2 separate regions of the Homo sapiens genome follow, and region 1 is linked to region 2. A link is an interaction called in ENCODE POLR2A ChIA-PET data of the cell type or tissue named here. Cell type or tissue: PC-9. All regions are shown on one strand. Each heading gives the region's core, and the rest is flanking DNA. Links, peaks and the distances in the headings are about the cores only.

Evidence for each region. Peaks named below come from ENCODE experiments on the same cell type or tissue, not always from the same donor. Only the 100,000 strongest peaks of a DNase experiment are listed, where the experiment ranks them.
Region 1: POLR2A ChIA-PET joins it to region 2 with 5 read pairs; 2 of 35 experiments call an interaction of 5 or more read pairs at or near these places.

What each region holds. Positions count from the first base shown.
Region 1 is chr3:65,886,572-65,891,959 of GRCh38, forward strand. All of the region lies in intron 1 of MAGI1 (membrane associated guanylate kinase, WW and PDZ domain containing 1), which reads right to left. The region is part of intron 2 of MAGI1-IT1 (MAGI1 intronic transcript 1); the gene reads right to left. Among named protein-coding and RNA genes, the nearest start is that of MAGI1-AS1, 4.6 kb to the right of the region's middle. In PC-9, for the core only: no CTCF peak of the experiment used is centred there; a DNase peak (open chromatin) is centred at 2,910.
Region 2 is chr3:66,150,749-66,156,136 of GRCh38, forward strand. It overlaps a transcript of SLC25A26 not described here. Among named protein-coding and RNA genes, the nearest start is that of SLC25A26, 68 kb to the right of the region's middle. In PC-9, for the core only: no CTCF peak of the experiment used is centred there; no DNase peak of the experiment used is centred there.

The DNA of each region.
Region 1 (5,388 bases), core at 322-5,321, 260 kb before region 2:
AGTGTGTCATTTCCAAGCCGTGTCTGTGAAGAGAAGAGACCTGCTCTCCTCTTGTCTCCGTCTCACTAGCCAGAATGCACAGGAGGACAATATCTCTATAATGACAGAGCAATATATGAGACAGAATCTCAGTCCCCAACCTTGCAGAATCACAGTAGCGTAGGACTGTTACATGGCTAGACCGTTACATAAGGTAGAAATGAACTTCTACTATATTGAAGCCACTGTGATTTGAGGTAACTGCTAATGCAGCCAAACCTATATGTTGGCTGATACACAGAAAGCTTGAACAAAATAACCAGTATTGAACCAGTAAACTATTAATTTCTCCTACCTGATCCTACACATCTCTTCTCCAAAAAACATTTCAGAATGGGTATACACCACTGTCATTTCTTAATAATTTAAGAAAATAAAGTACCTAGTTAATGTCAAAGGCTTCTGTGCAAACTCATAAAATACAAGGTGCACTTAAAATAAATATAAAATACTGATTAAGAATAGTCTAAGTTGAAACCAAGATTCTCAGACATGAGTAAAATAAGTATGTATGCCATCTCAAAAAAAGATTCCAAAGATCATATGCATATTTTTATCTGTATAGAAAAATTGAAAAAATATATCCCAAACTGGTTGCCTCTGGAGGATTAGAATTTTAGGTTGAGAACAGAAGGAGATAACAGGAAAAATTTAGTTTTCTACTTTATATTCCTGTGTTTTATTTGAATTTTTGCCACAAACATGTATTACTTTAGTAATACACAAAAACTACAAAAATAAAGCACATATTAGAACTCTGTACAGCAGACTGATACCAGAAAAAAAAAAAAAAAAGGGCAGGGGCAAGAGGGGGAAATAAGATTTCTATCTACAAATAAAACCACAGCCTTCTGAATTCTGGGATGTAAATTCATAAACCTGTAACTTCTACTGTGCATTAAAAAAAACTATAACATACCATAAAACCTGTATCTATTTCTTTAACTTCCTTACCTTTACCAAATACCACAATTTCTCTTAGACAGAGACAGTAAACATAAAACTCATGAAAAACTAAAGAGACAGAAAAATAAAAATTCTATGTCTGGTTAGGACGTTAATAAGCTCACAATCATAGGACACCACTATTATCTAAGGCACAGTGTTTTCAATTTGGATAGTAAGTCAGTTCATCTTTGAGCTTCGATCAATGTCTTAAAGCTTTCAAGACCACATGAGGATATGGTACATTGCCCATTATCTCACTTACTGAGTGACCTATTATTCATTGAATTTATTTCCACACAAGAGAACAGCATAGATACAGTATCCTAAATGATCATGCACATAAAACAAACATTAACATCATATTCATCGTTAGCAACTATTAGAACCTGTATATTACACTCTCAATAACTGACTGTATCATTCAAGTTGATATTAGTTCAATATGGTATATTCTGTGTTTCATAAAGAACCTATCACCAAACTAAGATTTTTTGAGATCAGCAAAACCCAATCTTTATAAAAGGTGCCCAGTTGATTAGCGAAATTACCTTCTCTCTACTGTGAAAACAATTCCCACTATCCAACCTGATGGTAAGAAAGCTGCTACATAATTGTGTGTGAAGGCCCTGAACTTCAAACATTCCTAGAACAGATTTTTCCTAATGGTGACAGGACTTAAAATCTAAGAAGCCATATGAAGCATCAGAACCCATCTCAATAACTTTACAAAAGCACAAGAATAGTCAAGGAGAGGTTGAGAAAGGAAGACTATGTCTTTCATCTTCAGAGTCAGAGCCAAGGGAAGTACTGAGCAGGGAATTAGTATATGTCTAGCATTGGCAACCAAAGTATTCAAGAGGCCCATTATAAACCTTTATGTCCAAAAGAATTCCTATGAGGCTACGTTAAGAAGAAAAACATGTTGGAATACATTGCAAGTTACCACTGGCAGATGTTAAGAAAATAAAATTATACAAGTAGTAAATGGGATAAAATTTTTAATGACATTAGAAATGAAAGGAGATTTAGAATTAAAACTAGCAACTGGATTCACAAGTCTTAAACACACACATATACACAAGTACATACACATTTAAGAATCTTTAAGATTTTTTTTAAACACTCAAAAATGAAATACTGAGTTTAAAGAACTAAAAGCTTTAATTTCTCCTTTCTAAAAAAAAGAAAAAAGCCAGAAGACTGGCCAGGATGCCCAAGACCTTCCAATTCAATGCTCCCAAAAACTATGAACCACAAAATCTGACAGATGGAAAATGGTTATTCCAAGGGGTTTGGGATTCTACAGGTACACCAGAAATTATCTGTGCGCTAAAAAAATGTGAGTAAAAGTATTTTCTATAATATACAGATGCCATATATGTGTGTATGTTTATGTATATATTTATATATGTGTGTATGTATACATATGTAACAAATATAATATTACAAAGATATAATGTATAATGACCTCTATAGGCTAGTACTATTCATTATCAGATTCATAGCAGTTTTCCAAAACCAAGAGACGCTAAAAGTACAACTAATATTAAGTAAGCATCTGTGAAACTTTCTGAAGCATAGCCTCTAAAAGACTGAAACCACCACACTAATCCAGAGTGATCCTTCAGTTGACCTGGCTGATATAATGTCCATGGGTCAGAGTGAGATGGCTGAATTAAATAAGCAAAGAAAGTAATCATCTGATATGTAGGAGAGAATGTGGGCAAGGAGATGGGAAAGATCCATCACTTTAAAAAGGCAAGAACCCCTTCTGTTTCTGTCTTTTTAGAAGACCAGTTGCTGCTACATATTTTGTATCTGCACAGACTTTTCTCTTCTGGGCTTAGCGACACACTCAACATTTTCAGTACAGAGTCATGATTCTCTGTTCTCTCCTCTATTCAGCTACATCATGAGTCATAGTAATGACTATTCTTGAATACCACTGGTGACGTTCAAAAAATTCTAAGCTCATGCCAACCAACTTTTGAACATCTGTGAGGCAGGGGAGAAATACTCGCCTAAAAGCTGCTGCCAGAAACAGTAGTCTGCATTCCAAAGTCAGTGCAACACAGGAGTTTAACTTGGGAGGCCTTAACATAACAGTAAGTAACACAACAGTGAAAGAATCTGTACTAATAAGGAAAATAATAATGTCAGTTACCATCTATTGAGAGCTACTATATTGAGAAAATTTACACTCATAGTATGGGGGCATGGGGGGTTGTCAGGTAAGGCTTCCTGGAGGGGGAGCCACCTGAGCCAACACCAAAAAGATAAGCAGAATGTACTGGTATATACAGAAATGTATTGGTATGTGTTCACAACAGAGAAGCATGAGGATGCTGCCACATGTATGAAGATGGTCACTGCAGTGTTCCTTATAAAAGCCAAAGCACACAAGCAAGCTTTGTGCCTTTCAACAGATTGTTATCTTAATGTCTACCTCATGCTGTTCACAGAAAAAAATAAAAGTGGGCAACCAGTTTTTAGCTCCAGATGACATTAAAAACTCATGATATGCCGGCCAGTCGCGGTGGCTCACGCCTGTAATCCCGGCACTTTGGGAGGCCGAGTGGACGGATCACGAGGTCAGGAGATCGAGACCATCCTGGCTAACACAGTGAAACCCCGTCTCTACTAAAAATACAAAAAAATTAGCCGGGCGTGGTGGCGGGCGCCTGCAGTCCCAGCTACTCGGGAGGCTGAGGCAGGAGAATGGCGTCAACCCAGGAGGCGGAGCTTGCAGTGAGCAGAGATAGCGCCACTGCACTTCAGCCTGGGCGACAGAGCGAGACTCCGTCTCAAAACAAAAAACAAACAAACAAAAAAACTCATCATATGCCTTCCCAACTCACACACAGGCACACACACACACCGAGGAGGTCAGAAACATGTTCTTGTGCATCCAACTTCAAAACATTAAGCTTTATAAAATTCAACAATATTTTTCTCATTTCATGTCTGAACAAGGCCCAGCACAGATCCAAGGACCAAAATTTCCCAAAGGACTTGCAAGAACATTCCAACTTTAACACCACATCCAACGCAAACACTTCTTTAAAAGAACGAGCAGATTCACATAGCCAAAAACTCAGGAGTTGAACAAGTCACAAAATATCAGCCCATCCATTTATAAGAGGTACAAGTTGAGAACCACTATGGTTGAAGGATCTTGCCCAAGGCCAGTCATACAGCTGGAATGGCAACCCAGATTCCAATTTTAGAACTATCCCAATAAGCTACATTGATTGAACTCCTCCTATTGTACTTGTCAATAGACAGCTGGAACAGCACAAAACATTAACTTGGAAAGAAAAACAAAAATAAAATGTATCGCCTCGTTTGTTTAGACAACAAAACCTATTCCAGCCTGGGCAGTGGTTCACACCTCTAATCCTAGCACTTTGTGAAGGCTGACAGGCAGGAGGATTGCTTGAGGCCAGGAGTTCAAGACCAGTCTGGGCAACACGGCAAAACCCCATCTCTACAAAAATTACAAAAATTAGCCAGGCACGGTGGCATGCACCTGTAGTCCTAGCTACTTGGGAGGCTGAGGTGGGAGGATAGCTTGAGCTCAGGAGGCAGAGGATGCAGTGCGCCATTACACTTCAGCCTGGGCGACTGAGTGAGCCCCTGTCACAGAAAAACACACACAAAAAAAAAAAAAGGAAAGAAAGAAACCAATAACAAGAAGAAAAAAACTATTCTAATGGGTTTGTAACATGGACAACTACTTGCTCTTTAAAGAATGAGACAGATAACTGTAATGGTAAGAAGTCATTTACTGAGCACCTATTACAAATCTGGTAATATGCCAGGCGCTACCACCCATCACTGACCAATCACTGAACTAGGACTTAGGTAAGCACCATCAATAAAACCCTTAAAGCACAACGGGAAGAGAAGCCTGGGCTGCTAGCACAATAAGCCCCAACAAACTAAAATGTTAGATTAAGGGACAGAAGTATTTTCTACTTCATAAGTTAATTATACATTACCAAGGTTACTTTTCCCCACTATTTTGCAGGAGTCAACGTGATACACAATATAACCAAGGGTGACAAAAGCAACCATACTCCAAAGTATTCAGCAAAATACTTGACAAGCAACATGCATGACAATAGCCCTAAGGTGTTGGAAGACTGGGATACAAACCCCTGTTGTCTGGGGCCTGTTGTGGGGTGGGGGGAGGGGGAGGGATAGCTTTAGGAGATATACCTAATGTAAATGATGAGTTAATGGGTGCAGCACACCAACATGGCACATGTATACATACGTAACAAACCTGCACATTGTGCAAATGTACCCTAGAACTTAAAGTATAATATATATATATATATATATATATATATATATATATATATATATATATATATATATACCCGTGTTGCTCCAATT
Region 2 (5,388 bases), core at 239-5,238:
CTGGCTGGACATTAGAAGTATAAGAAGTAGTAAATGAAGACATCTCTTCATCCATTCACAAAATCATCTGGATTTTTCAGGACTTATTGGATATTTGATAGACCCTCTGTTTTAGATTGCAGAGGCTGGTAGTGGGAACCCAGCTGCTCCTACTGTCTTTCCTTTGGGGTCCCTTTTGGGTGTCTGTGCCTGTATGGAATGGGGGACACATGGGGCAGGTGCCTAGCACTGTGCTATGTACTTACATAGTCACGTTCTAATGCCACACCGGGAAGCAGGTACTGTCCTTATGCTATTCTACAGACAAGGAAGCTGAGCCTCACTAAAGTTAAGGAACCTAGGCTAGGCTATTCACCCAACACATATTTTTTCACATCCTTCTCTGGGCCAGGGAATGCTGTGGAGTGCTGAGTGCAGAGTGATGACGATGTTACATGTAGTTCCTGCCATTGTGGCACTCATAGCAAAGAAGGTATGTGCCAAGTCAGCCTTACTCCACTACTCCATTCTGCCTACCACCTCCAATAACAAGCGGGCTGTGGGCATGCTAAGCAAAGCTGGTCTACTCTGCTAGGTTACGAGGGAAGCAGGGGGCAGGGAGTGGGGGAGATAAGAACAAAAGGCATTGGGAGCCCAGCTCAGGTTGTGTCTCACTACCAAGAGACGAGCTGGGCCATGCTAGCAAGCAATGTATTTAAATGCATCACTTGCTTTCTATTAGTTTGCGGTTCAAGGGAAAAAAATAACTCTAACTTGGCTTGTAATGTGTTACACAGCCTGACCCTTAGCCACCCCTTTAAGCTCATCATGAAGTTCCATGCCCAACTCTCTGCACCCCATGCTCTCTGTTCTTGTGGCAGCTCACTGGGTTAATCCTGCTCCTTTCTCCATGGAGGGACTTACACATCATCCTCTCCTTCTGACTTGGGTACTTTCCTCTTTACCATCCCCATCCTTCCAACACACCCTTCTGGTCTTCCTGGGGTAACTGTGCCTGACCACCCTGATCAGGCCTCATGTACCTCTCCAGTGTAGTAGTTACATAATTGGCACTTAACATTTATTTATGTGAATAAGTGATAACTGTCTCCTCAAATAGACAGTGAGCTTTTTAAGAATAGGGACTATTCCCCTCTCTCTTTTTTTGCTCACTTTTAAATATTTTAAATTTTGTTAAATTTATAAATGTAGTGCTAAATATATCTTTGTAGAATGAGTGAAAGAATGAATGGATGGATGAAATAGAGGTGTTACTGAGTATGTAACAGGGCATCTAATCAAATTAGGGAAGCCAATAACGATGTCCAGCTTTTGCTTATCATTGTCTCCCTATCACCTAGCCCAGTGCTTGAGAGATCCGTTATCTAAGCAGGTACTTCTAAAATTTTGATGTTTGTACCAGTCCTCGAAAATCTTGTTACAATGCAGCTTCTGATTCAGTAGATCTGGAGAGGAGCCTGAGATTCTTCATTTTAAACTGCTACCATGTGATTTTGAGGCTGCTGGCCCAAGGGCTACACTTTGAGTAGCAAGACTCTTAGCAATATAACATAGTTGCAAGAGGATATTAGCTTCGAGCAATACATCAATGAGGATGCTTTTGGTTGCAAGTAAGGGAAACCCCAGATCAAAATGACTTACTTAAAAAATAAGGGTGATTTATTTTGCAAATGAAGAGGCCTGTGACAGATTGGAATTCAGACACAATTTCACCAAGTCTCCAGCTCTGTTTCTCTGTGATTCTCTTGGTGCTGCCCTCCTTGGAGTGTCCTTTTCATTTTTTGGCTGACTTCCTTGATGGTGGCAAAATGATATCAGCTTTTCCAGCTGTCACATCTCCATATGGTATCATCTAGTGGAAATAAAATCATCTATTCCCCCAGCCGTCAAGAAAAGGTCTAGTCTTAACTACAATTTGACTAACTTAGGTTATATCTGGGGTAGGGTGGGAGGGAATTTGTAATTTATTTGGCTGACGTTGTCTATTTGCTAGCTTCAGAAGTGGTAGCTTATATTGTCCTAGCTGGGTCCTGATGGTACACAGGTGCTCAAGTAATCCCATCTTGTGCCTTGGGTGTTTGTACATTCCATGAAATCACAAACACATACATGGACCCTTGCCTTCAAGCATCCACCTAGGGCAGTGGTTCTCAACTCTGGCCGTTTAGAATTACCTGGGAAATTTTTACAAATATAGATGTCTAGATTTGTAAAATAAGTTTCCTGGGGCAGGACCCCAATGATCCAAGTTTTTAAAAGACCCTTGAGGGTTTCTAATGTGTAGTTAAGGCTAGGAGCCATTTACCTAAAACATACTTCTCACTCCCCAGAGGAGGGGATTTTCTGTTCCCCAGGGGCCATTTATCAATGCAATGCTTGGAGCTATTTTTGGTCGTCACGACCAAAAATTACTACTGATAACTTTTGGTGTTACTACTGATATCTAGTGGAATGGTGCTAAACATCTCATAATGCACAGAAAAATCTCTTTTCCCCTACACAAAGAATCACTGGGCTTAAAATGTTGATAGCATTGAGGTTGAGAACACTTGATCTAGAGGGACAAGATGTTAGAACCAGTTATTTATGTGCAATGTATTCGGGCATACTGATAGGAAAACACACAGTATAGAACCATGGTTTTCGAGCTTTATTGCCCTTAAGAATTAACAGGAGTGCCTGTTTAAAACGAAGTTTCCTGAAGCTTGACTCCCTGAAGTATAGATTCTTCCAGCCTGGAGTGGGGTCCAGTCATCTAGATGTTTAATCTGATAAAGTCGCTGCTGATGCAGGTGGCTCTGCAGACCGCGCTTTGAGAAACACAACCGCAGAATGCGCAGAATTTCTTTTAATGTGTGCTTTCAGGTGTGAACCCAGGCAAAGTCCAGAAATAGCATCACGAAAGGCAACATCTTGAGCCAGGAATGCAAGTCTCCTGGTGGAATTTCAGGCACCAGCAGTGGGTGTGGAGATATTTCGGGCTGCTAAAGCCCTGGCAGCTCTTCCCCTTGCTCCTTGCTGGGCTTGGTCTTGTAAAGCCAAATGAAAACCCCAGCTAGTTCACGATCTTGTCTTCTTCCGAGGAAAGATTTGTCTGAAGACAGTGTTACTGCTTCCAAAGCACCGAGGGAGCTCTGGGGGTTTTATTGACATTCGTTTTCACAGCTCTGAGAAGGTTATTTCTATCCTTTCTGTCCGTAATGTGAGATGATAGGGGAGGAAAATAAGATTCCGTCAGGAGTGCGTGGTTTAGCCGAGTCCTTTCACGTAATCGTGAGCTGTGATGAGCTTGGTTGATTCTGGTCTGAGCGTCTGGGAAGCTCTGTGACCAGGCTGTTTATCGTTTCACTGCAGTGCCTGAATATAAAACTCGGGCACCAGACCCTGGCTGTCTGGGCAATTTGGGTATGAGACCGCAGATCTCACAAACTTCAGCCATCCACCCTGTCTCCCTGCGAGACCCCGGGCATTTATACAGCACTGCAGATAGACCCGCTGAGACCCACACTGTAGTAGCTTCAGCAGAGGGAGCTGATTAAATTCCTCTTTCCTTTGCTGCTTGCATTGTTTTGGCAGAGATTATCCTAAAAATAGCACAGCCCAGTCCTGCCTGGATGCCTTCTGCCTCATTTCTGCAGGGTTGTACGATGTGTATTATTCTTCCACACTTACTGTCTCATGGAAGAGGCAATATTCTGTGGAGGAGGAAAATGAAAAACCCTGGGCTTTGGAGACAGAAGACTGCCTTTCAATTCTGGCTCTGCCTCTGTCCAACCTCGTTTTCTTTTTTTCTTTTTTTTTTTTTTTTTTGGTGACAGTCTTGTTCTGTCACCCAGACTGAGTGCAGTGACGCCATCACAGCTCACTGCATCCTCAACTACCCACACCATGCCTAGTTAATTTTTGTTATTTTTAGTAGAGATGGGGTTTCATCATGTTGCCCAGGCTCATCTCAAACTGCTGGCTCAAGCGATCCACCCGCCACGGCCTCCCAAAGTGCTGGGATTACAGGCATAAGCCACAGCGCCCGGCGGGCCTTGTTTACTTTGGATAAGTCACTTAACCCTGGCGAGGCCTAGTTTTACTAGCTTGCCTATAAAATGGGCATATTCTAAAACCAATCTCATGGAATCATTTTGAAGGTAAAATCAGATAAAGTATGTATCAGCTCTTCAATAAACAATATTATGAGTATTCCCTATTCTGAGCAGACCATGCTGTCCATCATCTCAATTATGGCTTAGGTGTCTTTGTTTAGCCCAACACCATTCCTGGTACATAGTAGGCAGCATGTGCTACAAAGTTAAATTCATTATGTCTCTTCTTGTCTTTATTTGATTAATAGCTGTCATTCCTGCTAGAATTCCACAAGGGCAGGACAGTGTCTAGTTTTTGCATATCTGTGTCCCTTTACCTTTTAGCCCAGAGACCAGCTCAATAAATACTTGCTAAATTAACAAATGAATGAGTGAAATATGTGGCCGGGCGTGGTGGCTCATGCCTGTAATCCCAATACTTTGGGAGGCCAAAGCAGGAGGATCACTTGAGCCCGGGAGTTCGAAACTAGCCTGGGCAATGTAGTGAGACCCTGTCTCTACATAAAAAAATAAAAAAATTAGCCAGATGTGGTGGTGTGTGCCTGTAGTCCCAGCTACTCAGGAGGCTGAGGCAGAAGGATCACTTGAGCCCAGGAGGTTGAGGCTACAGTGAGCCACTGTGATTGTGCCACTGCACTCCAGCCTGGGCGACTGAGCAAGACCCTGTCTCCAAAAAAAGGAAAGAAAGAAAAGGGAAGAAAAAAGAAAAATGCATTCAAGTCAGCAAATATTTTGAGGATGGCTCCTATGTGGTAGGATTTTGTCATTAGACATTATTTGTTTGCAAGAAATAGAAACCAACCAAACTAATGTGAATTGAAAGAAATAGCCAAGTCTGGAAGTATGTCTGGAAGAGTACAGCCAGGTCTCCAGGGACTAGGTGAAAAACTGAAAAACCAGCACACTCAAATCAGCAAGTTCACTTGCCCAGACTCTCTCGCTCTCTCCCTACTTCCCTCTTCTCCTCTCATCTCCTCACATCCTCTCTGCAGTTAGTTTTATTCTTCTCTTCAGTTGCATACAGGCTCCTCTGCTTTGATCATACATGAGACCAGACCACTCCACTCTCTCATTTTAAGCACTGACTTCGACTTAGGAACCAGAGTCTCTGAGTCCCAAACCCAAATTTCTAAAAAAATGATGAATGTCTTAGCATAGGGGAAGAGTCAATTCCAGGTACAAGTAGATGATGTTGGGGAGATAGGGAGGTCCTCTGATCTGCCCCTCACTGTTCAGGGGCTCCAGAAGCAGGGGCTCAGAGGGAAAGCCAGGATACAAATTCCAACAGGGA